2 separate regions of the Homo sapiens genome follow, and region 2 is linked to region 1. Evidence: read pairs that join two places in POLR2A ChIA-PET (ENCODE). Cell type or tissue: Panc1. All regions are shown on one strand. Links, peaks and the distances in the headings refer to the core of each region. The heading gives the core; the rest is flanking DNA.

Region 1 (7,872 bases), core at 1,877-5,876:
ATAACAGAAAAACAGAGATCCAAGCCACGTGTGAACTCCCATTCACAATTGTTACAAAGAGAATAAAATACCTAGGAATCCAACTTACTGAGCACTGCAAACCACTGCTCAATGAAATAAAAGAGGACACAAACAAATGGAAGAACATTCAATGCTCATGGATAGGAAGAATAAATATGAAAATGGCCATACTGCCCAAGGTAATTTATAGATTAAATGCCATCCCCATCAAGCTACCAATGACTTTCTTCACAGAATTGGAAAAAACTACTTTAAAGTTCATATGGAACCAAAAAAGAGCCCGCATTACCAAGTCATTCCTAAGCCAAAGGAACAAAGCTGGAGGCATCATGCTACCTGACTTCAAAGTATACTACAAGGCTACAGTAACCAAAACAGCATGGTACTGGTACCAAAACAGAGAGATAGACCAATGGAACAGAACAGAGGCCTCAGAAATAACACCACACATCTACAACCATCTGATCTTTGACAAACCTGACAAAAACAAGAAATGGGGAAAGGATTCCCTATTTAATAAATGGTGCTGGGAAAACTGACTAGTCATATATAGAAAGCTGAAACTGGATCCCTTCCTTACACCTTACACAAAACTTAATTCAAGATGGATTAAAGACTTAAATGTTAGATCTAAAACCATAGAGGAAGACCTAGGCAATACCTTTTAGGATATAGGCATGGGCAAGGACTTCATGACTAAAACACTAAAAGCAATGGCAACAAAAGCCATAATTGACAAATGGATCTAATTAAACTAAAGAGCTTCTGAATAACAAAAGAAACTACCATCAGAGTGAACAGGCAACCTACAGAATGGGAGAAAATTTTTGCAATCTACCCTTGTGACACAGGGCTAATATCCAGAATCTACAAATAACTTAAACAAATTTACAAGAAAAAATCAAACAACCCCATCAAAAAGTGGGCAATGGATATGAACAGACACTTCTCAGAAAAGACATTTATGCAGCCAACAGACACATGAAAAAATGCTCATCATCACTGGTCATCAGAGGAATGCAAATCAAAACCACAATGAGATACCATCTCACACCAGTTAGAATGGCAATCATTAAAAAGTCAGGAAACAACAGATGCTGGAGACGATGTGGAGAAATAGGAACACTTTTACACTGTTGGTGGGAGTGGAAACTAGTTCAACCATTGTGGAAGACAGTGTGGCGATTCCTCAAGGATCTAGAACTAGAAATACCATTTGACGCAGCGATCCTATTAGTGGGTATATACGGAAAGGATTATTAATCATGCTACTATAAAGACACATGCACATGTATGTTTATTGCAGCACTATTCACAATAGCAAAGACTTGGAACCAACCCAAATGTCCATCAATGATAGACTGGATTAAGAAAATGTGGAACATATACATCATGGAATGCTATGCAGCCCTAAAAAATGATGAGTTCATGTCTTTTGCAGGGAGATGGATGAAGCTGGAAACCATGATTCTGAGCAAACTATCACAAGGAAAGAAAACTAGACACCGCATATTCTCGCCCATAGGTGCAAATTGAACAATGAGAGCACTTGGACACAGGCCGGGGAACATCACATACTGGGGCCTGTCATGGGGTGGAGGGATGGGGGAGGGATAGCATTAAGAGAAACACCTAATGAAAATGATGAGTTAATGGGTGCAGGCAACCAACATGGCACATGTATGCCTATGTAACAAACCTGCTCGTTGTGCACATGTACCCTAGAACTTAAAGTATAATAATAATAAAAAAAAGGAAAATAAGTAATCTAGAAGAGCAGGGAGAACATATTGTGGGCATCCAATATGAAGCACAGACTTTGTTTTTTTTTTTTTCTAGAAATAGTTGAATTGGTCCTGATCTGTTTGGAGGTATTTGGGTACTTCTAGATGATCTGTCTTGGGACCAGTGTCCTGAAGAGGGATAGGTTTCATTTTTAAAGAAGGTAGCGGAAATGCAAGGATATTTTTTGGAAAGTTAAAATTGTCCACTAAGAAATTTGCTGAGCTTCTAATTTGTCTGTTATTCAAACAATCTAAAAATTAGGGCTGCTTTAAATAAAAGACCAAAATAAATAACTCACGGAAAAGTCCCCTATCTGTTCCTGTCCAACAGTCCAAGTATATCATGTAATCACTTATTTCCCTTTCAAGCTAATGTGATTGCACTTGTTCTTTTCACTTAATAAATATGGACTCCCCTTTTTTAGTTATTTGAAGAAATATACATCCCCCTTTTTGCCTATTAAGAAAGCATATTTTGTTAACTTTTTTTTTTTTTTGCCAAGGGAGGTGCTACATAGGGTGAATTCAAGGGGTCCCAAAGAAGAATCTGAAATAATGTGAGGCAATTGGGAGGTGTTGAGAAAAAGTATTAAACATGGATTTAAAAAGCTGCAGTTTAAATGTAGTGCAGCCATTACTGTGTTACCCTGACCAATTTACCTAACCTCTGTGAGCATGATTTCCTGAAGAAAACAGAGAACAAGAGGATCCAATGCATCATAGTAATGAGACCTTATGTAAAGCTGAAAGGAGTCTTAGATGGACGTCAAGTCTACTCTCTAATACTTAAAGCATTGGGGGTAGATGGATGTTCATTTAAAATTATAACAGGAATACATTTGATTTATGTAAATTTTACTCTAAAAGATATTTTCTAAAAAATAAATAATTTATTCTAAGAGATTCAATATGACTAAAATAAATGACATGACTTTATATCTGCCAGTGTTTTATTATCATAATGTTACAATGGTAAGCATTAAGTTCTGAGAATTGGATATAAGTCACGTACTGCTAAGATCATTGATTCTCATAGGTACAAATCTAAGTCTATTTTGGATCATATCCGGGAATTGATGAACCTTCCACCCAGCCTTAACATGAAGATAAAGAAAGGAATGCGACGGGCTTGGGAGGAGAAAGCGTTCAAAGTGCTAATTTGAGATGTTTCGCATTCCAGGTCCTAAACTCAACATTTTAAAATTAGCCTCTCTATTTTAAAGAAGAGCAGGGTTTTTCTGACTTCATTCTATGGTTCTTGCTCTCTCCTATTTCTTCAAATTTCATATCATTCATTGGGGTTTACATGAAAAAAGAGAATATTTGATAAATATTAATTCCCTTAAAGATAATATTTTTTTGCCTACCCAAATTTAACCCAAGCCAATCTAAATTTCAAACCTGAACCAAACAAAAAGGAGAAAAACAAGAGAAAACCTCAAAAACATTTCTTTCAAGCTAGCTTTCCTTTCATTACAAAAATAAGTTCTCCAATTCCACGATACCATTCCAGGTACCCATTACAACTGCTGCCCTTATTGCATCAGGAGTTTGCGTCAACATTGCTTTAGGGCATGTGAGGTCATTTTTCATTCCCTTGTTGTTTACCCAGTATATGTGGGTTGTAATGTTTATCTCACTCCTTGGATGATTTCTGAAGACACAGGGTCTTGCTATGTTGACTGGGCTGGCTTTGAACTCCTGGGATCAAGCGATCCTCCTGCCTCAGCCTCTGAAGTAGTTGGGACTACAGGCCCACGCCACTGTGCTGGGCTGGACATGTAAATTTGAAGTGAATGATTAAACATGCAGCTAGTTGAAAACATGGCTGACTGGTAACAGAAAAGCTACAATGTGTTTTTGAAAGTATAAAGTGAATGATTTCTTGGGAAAAATTGTGACTTTGAATATCCGTTGTTGAAATCAGAATAAACTACATTTCACTTGCATATTCTTAAATGAATTATTAAATTTTTCAGAAGTTGGTGTTATATAGAAATACCATTTTGCAATGTTAATCTGTTTGAATCTTTGGAGAAAGTGGTTTCATTATAGGTGCATAATGCACTCTCAATATTTTAAACAAATTCTTCACTCTTCCATTTAAGGTATAACAGTTTCTTGTATAAAATGGCTGGATGTATATAAAGGAATTATGTTGTCTTGTGCTTTTAACCCAACTTCAGTAATTACTATATCTCATGTTCTTAATAGTTTTGTTAGGTCAGAGGACCAAACGAAAGCATTTCATGTTTTCTCATCATTTTAGATTTTATCATTGTGTAAATTATTGGGTTTTTAGCATTTCCTAACATGAATTTTTAATCATTTTTAAGTACACATAATTTCTTCTGTACCATTTAAATAAAATATTTTTATCACTTAAAAAAAAAACACCAAACCAAAAAAAAAAATCATTCCCAATAGGGAGGAAAGCAGTTCTGGTAAATAACCCTAACTAAAACCCCAATAGCTCAGGAAATGAATGAAAAAGAAACCAATTTTTAAACGCATTTTAAGAGACCTATGAAAAACCAGGGCCAAACCTCTCAGTTACTCGAAACTCTCTATAATGAACCAAAAGCCAGATAAGAATTCTGTAGCCTTTATGGAAAGGCCAAGAGAGGCACTAATAGAGTACACCTCCTTATTCCCTAATTCAGTGGAGGAACAGCTCATTCTGAAAAAGAAGTTTATTACACAGGTAGTTCCCAATATTAAAAGAAAACTACAAAAACAAGCTATAGGACGAAGTAGCACCTAAGAGAACCTCCTGAAGGTGGTGACTTTTTTCTTTTATAATAGGTACCAGGAAGAGTCCCCCAAAAAGGGGAAAATTTCAGGAGAACAACAGAGGCTTCAGCAGCAGCTTTACAAGCTTGTAAAGTCCAGAATCCCCAAAGTGCATCTGCTAGTTCCTATTGGCATGGCAGGCCAGGGCATTTTTAAAAGAAATGCCCAGGCAGCAAGATGAAGCAACCTCAACCCTGTCTGGGCTGTGGCAAAACCACTGGAAACAGAACTGCCCCCAGAGGCAGAGGTCACTGGGTTCAAAACCAGTCTCACAGATGGTTCAGCAGGACTGATGGGTCCCAGGGCTTAAACCTTAGCTCCAGGGGCTCAGATTGCCCTTATAGCACAGGAGCCCTGGATAATTCTGGAAATTAAGGGTAGGAAAGTAAACCTCCTCCTAAACACTAGAGCCCATCTCTCTCTTTTCTTCTCTCTAATCCAGACCTCCCCTTTATGATAGCACAAACATGCTCATGGGTAGGAAGAATCAATATTGCAAAAATGGCCATACTGCCCAAGGTAATTTATAGATTCAATGCCATCCCCATCAAGCTACCAATGACTTTCTTCACAGAATTGGAAAAAACTACTTTCAAGTTCATATGGAACCAAAAAAGAGCCCGCATCGCCAAGTCAGTCCTAAGCCAAAAGAACAAAGCTGGAGTCATCACACTACCTGACTTCAAACTATACTACAAGGCTACAGTAACCAAAACAGCATGGTACTGGTACCAAAATAGAGATATAGATCAATGGAACAGAACAGAGCCCTCAGAAATAACGCCGCATATCTACAACTATCTGATCTTTGACAAACCTGAGAAAAACAAGCAATGGGGAAAGGATTCCCTATTTAATAAATGGTGCTGGGAAAACTGGCTAGCCATATGTAGGAAGCTGAAACTGGATCCCTTCCTTACACCTTATACAAAAATTAATTCAAGACGGATTAAAGACTTAAACGTTAGACCTAAAACCATAAAAACCCTAGAAGAAAACCTAGGCATTACCATTCAGGACATAGGCATGGGCAAGGACTTCATGTCTAAAACACCAAAAGCAATGGCAACAAAAGCCAAAATTGACAAATGGATCTAATTAAACTAAAGAGCTTCTGCACAGCAAAAGAAACTACCATCAGAGTGAACAGGCAACCTACAGAATGCGAGAAAATTTTCGCAACCTACTCATCTGACAAAGGGCTAATATCCAGAATCTACAATGAACTCAAACAAATTTACAAGGAAAAAACAAACAACCCCATCAAAAGGTGGGCAAAGGACATGAACAGACACTTCTCAAAAGAAGACATTTATGCAGCCAAAGAGACACATGAAAAAATGCTCACCATCACTGGCCATCAGAGAAAGGCAAATCAAAACCACAATGAGATACCATCCCACACCAGTTAGAATGGCAATCATTAAAAAGTCAGGAAACAACAGGTGCTGGAGAGGATGTGGAGAAATAGGAACACTTTTACACTGTTGGTGGGACTGTAAACTAGTTCAACCATTGTGGAAGTCAGTGTGGCGATTCCTCAGGGATCTAGAACTAGAAATACCATTTGACCCAGCCATCCCATTACTGGGTATATACCCAAAGGACTATAAATCATGCTGCTATAAAGACATATGCACACGTATGTTTATTGCGGCACTATTCACAATAGCAAAGACTTGGAACTAACCCAAATGTCCAACAATTATAGACTGGATTAAGAAAATGTGGCACATATACACCATGGAATACTATGCAGCCATAAAAAGCGATGAGTTCGTGTCCTTTGTAGGGACATGGATGAAATTGGAAATCATCATTCTCAGTAAACTATCAGAAGGACAAAAAACCAAACACCGCATGTTCTCACTCGTAGATGGGAATTGAACAATGAGAACACATGGACACAGGAAGGGGAACATCACACTCTGGGGACTGTTGTGGGGTGGGGGGAGGCGGGAGGGATAGCATTAGGAGATATACCTAACGTTAAATGACGAGTTAATGGGTGCAGCACACCAGCATGGCACATGTATACATATGTAACTAACCTGCACATTGTGCACATGTACCCTAAAACTTAAAGTATAATAATTAAAAAAAAAGATAGCACAACAGTAAAGGGCATCTCAGGAAAAACTCGAATCCAATAGTTTTCTCCACCTTACCTGTAGTTAGAAAGACCTATTTACACGTGCTTCCAAGTCATTGTCATATTAGCTCTACTAGTCAGAAAAGCCTCCAAGTTAACCCTAGGAAATAATTCAACTGTTTACAGCCCACATAATGTGGCAGGATCACTGTCCTCTAAGGGGAGCTCTTAGCTAATAAACAGCCTGTAAAGCAAGAAGTACATAAGACAGGATAAGCAGTAGTCACTCTCCCCAAACACAAGCACTCAATTAGCTGAGCTAATAGCTCTTACAAGAGCACTTAAGTTAAGCAAGGAAATGGTAGCTAACATTTATACTAACTCCAAGTATGCTTTCCTAATTGTCCATGCTCATGCTGCCATTTAAAAGGAAAGGCATTTTCTTACCACTAATGAATCTCCCATAAAATATCACCAGGAAATTAACAGGTTATTATCCTTACTTTTTCTTACACACGAAATAGCAGGGATGCATTGTAGGGAACATCAAAAGAGAATAAATAAGGTAGCCAAAGGAAATAAATTAGCTGATCAGCCAGCTAAGCCAGAGGCAAGGAAGCCTCAAGCCATTAACACAACTAGAAAAGTCCAAAGAAATAAAACCACCTCTATCTAACCCAGGAAATTTAGTCTTTCTCTCTTCTTCCTTAAGCCAAGCTGGGAAGGGCCCTACATTGTTCTTATTTCAACGCTCTTAGAAGCAAAAGTTACAGGAATCAACTCCTAAATACATCACCTCAAGTCAAAGCCTAAAAAGCTGAGGGAGCAACCCCTAACAGCCCAGAGAATTGTCCAGAACATCAGTTGTGGAAAAATAAAAAATCATAAGCTAAAAATCACAAAAATTAAGTAACTAAAGGCTACTTATCTTACTCAGTCCCACATTTACTTCAACAGATAATATTTGTCATTTCCACACTTTACTCTCAAAATTTGCCACCAAATAATAAAACTTATTTTTAATTCGTATTTGCAGGAAATTTTAATTATACATGAAACTGCTATTGTAACTCTGTAAATCCCCAAAGGGAAATGTTTTACGTTGGGCAAGTAAGTTTTAAATAATTTTTTTTACTACACCACTCTTGTGGCAATTGTTATAGTCATGCTACTATTTGCAAT
Region 2 (5,732 bases), core at 1-4,000, 430 kb after region 1:
TAAAAAAAAAAAAAAAAGATGGTGGTGATGATGATGGCAAATGCTCATATGGCACTTAGCAAAGGCCGATCCCTTCTCTAAGTGCTGTTATGTGGATTAATTCATTTATTCCTTTTTTTTTTTTTTTTGGCAGGGTCTCACTCTATCACCCAGGCTGGAATGCAATGGCACGATCTCAGTTCATTGCAGCCTCGGCCTCCCAGGTTTAAGCAATTCTTCTGCTTCAGCCTCCCAAGTAGCTGGGATTACAGGCACCTGCCACCACGACCGGATAAGTTTTGTATTTTTAGTAGAGATGGGGCTTTGCCATGTTGGCCAGGCTGATCTTGAACTCCTGACCTCAAGTGATCCTCCTGCCTTGGCCTCCCAAAGTGCTGGGATTACAGGCGGTGAGCCTCTGCGCCCAGCCCAATTAATTTATTCCTTATACCAGCACTCTGAGGTAGGTACCATCAGCGTGTCCCTGAGGCCTTCATGTGCACAGCTTGTAGAGGAGCTGGGATTTGGACCCAGGCAGTTTGACTCCATGGACTGTCCTCCTAAACCACATCCCTTCTACCATCTCCTGCAACCTTTTCAACATTCGTATGGCGTAGGAGGAAACATTACCCATTTCACAGATGAGGAAACCAAGGCCCACACCTGTACTGACAGAGCCAGTGGACCCTTGTCTCTCTAATCAGCGCATCCACACACTTGACCCTGTTTTGGGAAGAGGCTGGGAACTCCAAAGAACCTTGGAAGGGCTTTGGCCAGGCTCCCAGAGGTCCGGGTCCCTGTTCAGCCCGAGGGTTCCAATCTCCCTCTCCTTCCTATACTGCTCTAATTTTTCCTTTGCTTGTTTCTTTTCTCTTTCTCTCTTTTTTTTTTTTTTTTTTTTTGACAGAATCACTCTGTCACCCAGACTGGAGTGCAATGGTGTGATCTCGGCTCACTGCAACCTCTGCCTCCTCGGTTCAAGCAATTCTCCTGCCTCAGCTTCCCGAGGCTCTGTGTGTCACCGTGCCCAGCTAACTTTTGTATTTTTAGTAGAGACAGGGTTTCACTATGTTGGCCAGGCGGGTCTCGAACTCCTGACCTCAAGTGATCCACTCACCTGGGCCTTCCAAAGTGCTGGGACTACAGGCGTGAGCCACTGCTCCCGGCCCTTGTTTCATTTCTATTGGCTGATTGGTAAGAGCTCATTTTATATGATAGGAATTGAGTCTATTTTTCCCTGGATGGGTTTGTGGGTTTTGTTTTGTTTTTGCTATATGACAGTTTTTACAGTTTTATACAGCTCAAAATCTATAAAACAAGATTGAAGTTTTATAGATTGAAGATTTCCAACCTTAGTTAAGAAAGTCTCCTGGCTCCTGGGGTGGGAGTTGCAGGCTGTTCCCTCCCTCTCCCTCTCCTAGGCCTGTCCTTAGCATGTGGGAGGGAGGAGTGCATTTCTTGTCAATTTGTATGCACTCTTTTTTTTTGACGCGATCTCGGCTCACTGCAACTTCCACCTTCTGGGTTCAAGTGATTCTCATCCCTCAGCCTCCCGAGTAGCTGGGACTACAGGCATGTGCCACCACGCCTGGCTAATTTTTGTACTTTAAGTAGAGACGGGGTTTCATCATGTTGGCCAGGCTGGTCTCGAACTCCTGGCCTCAAATGATCCACCTGCCTCAGTCTCCCAAAGTATTGTGATTACAGGCGTGAGTCACCGCGCCCAACCTGTGTGCACTCTTTATATATTATAGCTTGCAATGCTATGCTTTTGAAATGTTGCAAATATCTCCTCAAGCCTTTGTACACTGTCTTGCAAAAGGTTTTTAACGTGTTATGCAAATACTGCTATCTTGTACTTCACAGATTCTGGATTGCCAGCCTTGGTTGGGAAGATTGCCCAGTCTGAGCCTGGTGGGGGTGGGGGGTGGGGCGTTGGGCTCCTCCCCATCTCCTTCTCTACCTGCCCCCCCCCGCCCCACCACGAGGGCCTCTATCCTTATCTCCAGCTTCTCCTTTCCCAAGGTCCTGCCTCCCAGGGAGGGAGCCTGCCCAGCCAGGAGGCCCCAGCCTCCCACTCCTGCCTCCCCCTCCCAGTCTTTCCTTATTTAGAATAAGGGTTGTTCCATTCCTTATCTTTTTTTTCCTGTCTTTGTTGCCCAGGCTGGAGTGCAGTGAAACGATCTCGGCTCACTGCAGCCTCGAACTCCCGGGCTCAAGCGATCCTTCCGCCTCTGCTTTGTGAGTAGATGGGACTACAGGCCATGCCACCACGCTGAGCTAATTTTATTTTTCAGTAGGGATGGGATCTTGCTATGTTGCCCAGACTGGTCTCAAACTCCTGGGCCCAAGCGATCCACCCGTCTAGGCCTCCCAAAGTGCTGGGATTACAGGCGTGAGCAACCAGCAAGCCCCTTGTCAATTTTTAAGAGCTCTTCCCATTTCTGTCTATTAACCTATGCCACCCTCTGTGTTGCAAATGACTCCTCCTCAAGTTCTGTCTATTGTCTCTCTTTATAATGTTGTTGGTCACCTAACATCTTAAGGTGCTAAGTTGTATACACAGCGTCCACCTTGTACTCAGGGTTGTGGGCTTCCGACCTAGGTTAGGCAGGTCTCCCGGCTCCTGAGGGAGGGGCGCCCTCCCCTTCCCTCGATGAGTCCTTATCTCGCAGCTTGTCCCTTCCCACGGGTCGGGCGCATAAAAGCGCGCGGGGCTGCGGCAGGGCACTGCCACCATGTCCCCGCTGCGCCCGCTGCTGCTGGCCCTGGCCCTTGCCTCCGTGCCTTGCGCCCAGGGCGCCTGCCCCGCCTCCGCCGACCTCAAGCACTCGGACGGGACGCGCACTTGCGCCAAGCTCTATGACAAGAGCGACCCCTACTATGAGAACTGCTGCGGGGGCGCCGAGCTGTCGCTGGAGTCGGGCGCAGACCTGCCCTACCTGCCCTCCAACTGGGCCAACACCGCCTCCTCACTTGTGGTGGCCCCGCGCTGCGAGCTCACCGTGTGGTCCCGGCAAGGCAAGGCGGGCAAGACGCACAAGTTCTCTGCCGGCACCTACCCGCGCCTGGAGGAGTACCGCCGGGGCATCTTAGGAGACTGGTCCAACGCTATCTCCGCGCTCTACTGCAGGTGCCCGGCCGCCCAAAGCTCCGAGCCCACCCCAGGCCCAGGCCCCAGCTCCGCATAAGCCCCCACACCCACCACCCAAGCCCCGAGGCTGCTCCACACCCCTGAGCTCCCGACTGTAACAGGGAGCACCAGGCCTCCCTAGAACCAGTCCTGGAGGCCCCCATCTCAGAGTCCTCACCCAAACCAGGTCCTCCTTCTCCTCACCCCCAGCACCCGGTCCCCACTCCACCTGCAGCCCAGGCCCCTGGGACGGAGATTTCCGCCCCAGCTCTGAGATTCAGAGCCAACCCTCCACCTTCTGGAATCTTCCGCCTACCCACCCGCCCACAGCTGTACTTCCCAGAGAGGGCTGGCTAATTCTGGGGACTGAGAGCTCCTAGACCCCCTCACCCTGGAGTCCCCAGAACCAAAGCCAGCCCCCACTCCCCAGATCATCACATCTCAAAGCTCCCAGACTCCAAAACTAACCCAGACCTCAAGACTCCAGACTCGATTATAGGAACACCCAGTGTAGCCTTCATGCTCTCCACTCCCCTAGACCCTCCAGACCAGCCTCAGCCCTAAAATCAGTCCCACAGCCCACCCCCAAGACCCAACCCTGGAGGTCCCTGAGGCCACCTTGCACTCACAGACCTGGGACCTAGATCCAGCGGTGACACCCTCCCAAACCCTCCCCAGCCACTCCTGTCCCCCAAGAGCTCCAAGGAGCCCCCAGCTCCAAACTCCCAGGCTAGGATCCCTGGTTCCTGAACTTGGAGCCTCAGACCCAGACTCCCCAGCCCCCACCCAGTCTCAGGCTTCTAGAACTCACCAGACTCTGGGTCTCTGAGAGCCCCTGGAAGGAATTCTTGATTACATTTCAGGTGCAGCTGATGCATTGCTGGTCTCTCATCTGCAGCTTCCACAGAGTGCCAAGCCCCTCACTCAGCCCATCCCTGGGCTCTGCTCCGGGGCCCCAAGACCCAGGAGGAGGAGCGTTCTGCCTGCCCCCTCCCACCTCCCCTGCAATACAGCCTTTGTGCAGTTGTCCCCGTCTGTCATCTGCTTGTCCCTGGGATGCAAGGACCGGGTGGGATGGAGGAGACAGCAGGGTGGTTGGGCCTGGGTCAGCCCATACCCAGGACAATGCCATGGATAAGGACACGCCATCGACTCGGACATGGTTTTAGGTGTGCACGAAGACACACGCCCACAGAAGGACATGTGAGTGAACTGCAGGGGAACCTTGGGCTGATTGTTAAATATGAAACATGCCCCATCCTTTTCAGTAATAGCCCTTCCTTAGCCCTGGTGTGGTGGCTCAGGCCTGTAATCCTAGCACTTTGGGAGGCTGAGGTGGGCGGATCACCTGAGGTCAGGAGTTCAAGGCCAGCCTGGCAAACATGGTGAAACCCCGTCTCTACTAAAAATACAAACATTAGGGCGGGGTGCGGTGGCTCACGCCTGTAATCCCAGCACTTTGGGAGGCCGAGGCAGGCGGATCACGAGGTCAGGAGATTGAGACCATCCTGGGTAACACAGTGAAACCCCGTATCTACTAAAAATACAAAAAAATTAGCCAGGCGTGGTGGTGGGCGCCTGTAGTCCCAGCTACTCGGGAGGCTGAGGCGGGAGAATGGCTTGAACCTGGAGGCGGAGCTGGCAGTGAGCCGAGATCATGTGACAGAGCGAGACTTCATCTCAAAACAAAACAAACAAACAAACAAACAAAAAAACCCCACAAACATTAGCCAGAAATCGCTTGAACCTGGGAGGTGGAGGTTGCAGTGAGCCGAGATCGTGCCACTGCACTCCAGCCTGGGCAACAGAGGGAGCACTCTGTCTCAAAACAAACAAACAAACACTCTTCCTTGAGCCGTTTCTGGCCTCCAGGGGCCTCCGGACTCCCTCCATGGTTCCTGCAGGGGACAGCAGGGGGCCTTCTAGTACCCAGCCCTGCACTAGGGCTAGGATCTGCAAGTGATCAGATCAGGACTTAGAGGTTGATAAATGCTTTTAATCCCCACATTCCACACACGGGGGACGCTGTCATTCACATTTTCATATTTCTGTTCTGGTCGCAGTCTGTGTCCTCACCACCCTCATGAATGAGGGACTTTGATAGATGCCTGGGTTTGTGGGCTCTGCGGTAGCTGGAGGAGATACACAAAGGGTCCTCGGAGGAGGGTGTGGGACAGCTTTGAGGGGACAACCACTGCAGACACCTGGAGGGAGCTAGGGGAGATTCTGAGACTTAAGAGACATGGAATGGCTGGGCGCAGTGACTCACGTCTGCAATCCCAGCACTTTGGGAAGCCAAGGTGGGCAGATCACTTGAGGTCAGGAGTTTGAGACCAGCCTGGCCAACATGGCGAAATCCCGTCTCTACTAAAAATATAAAAATTAGTCGGGGGAGGTGCTGTGCACCTGTAATCCCAGCTACTTGAGAGGCTGAGGCAGGAGAACCACTTGAACCTGAGAGGTGGAAATTGCAGTGAGTCGAGATCGTGTCACTACACTCCAGCCTGGGTGACAGAGTGAGATGCCATCTCAAAAAAAAAAAAAAAAGTAGGTAAGTGGAGATGCTAAGGGGAGATGTGTGAAGAGATCAGAGGTCAAGGTCAGTTCAGAAGGACCCCGG

The links. Peaks named below come from ENCODE experiments on the same cell type or tissue, not always from the same donor. Only the 100,000 strongest peaks of a DNase experiment are listed, where the experiment ranks them.
Region 2: POLR2A ChIA-PET joins it to region 1 with 6 read pairs; 1 of 35 experiments calls an interaction of 5 or more read pairs at or near these places.

What each region holds. Positions count from the first base shown.
Region 1 is chr19:39,626,884-39,634,755 of GRCh38, reverse strand. No RefSeq gene overlaps it. Among named protein-coding and RNA genes, the nearest start is that of LGALS16, 25 kb to the left of the region's middle. In Panc1, for the core only: no CTCF peak of the experiment used is centred there; a DNase peak (open chromatin) is centred at 3,420; H3K27me3 peaks cover 3,208 bases.
Region 2 is chr19:39,201,240-39,206,971 of GRCh38, reverse strand. It overlaps SYCN (syncollin), which reads left to right and starts at 2,709. Exons shown (of 2, transcript NM_001080468.4): 1 at 2,709-3,112; 2 at 3,976-4,147. The coding sequence starts at 2,718. The coding sequence ends at 3,985. NCCRP1 (NCCRP1, F-box associated domain containing) reads right to left here. Exons shown (of 6, transcript NM_001001414.2): 6 at 5,088-5,732. In Panc1, for the core only: no CTCF peak of the experiment used is centred there; no DNase peak of the experiment used is centred there; H3K4me3 peaks cover 247 bases; H3K27me3 peaks cover 291 bases.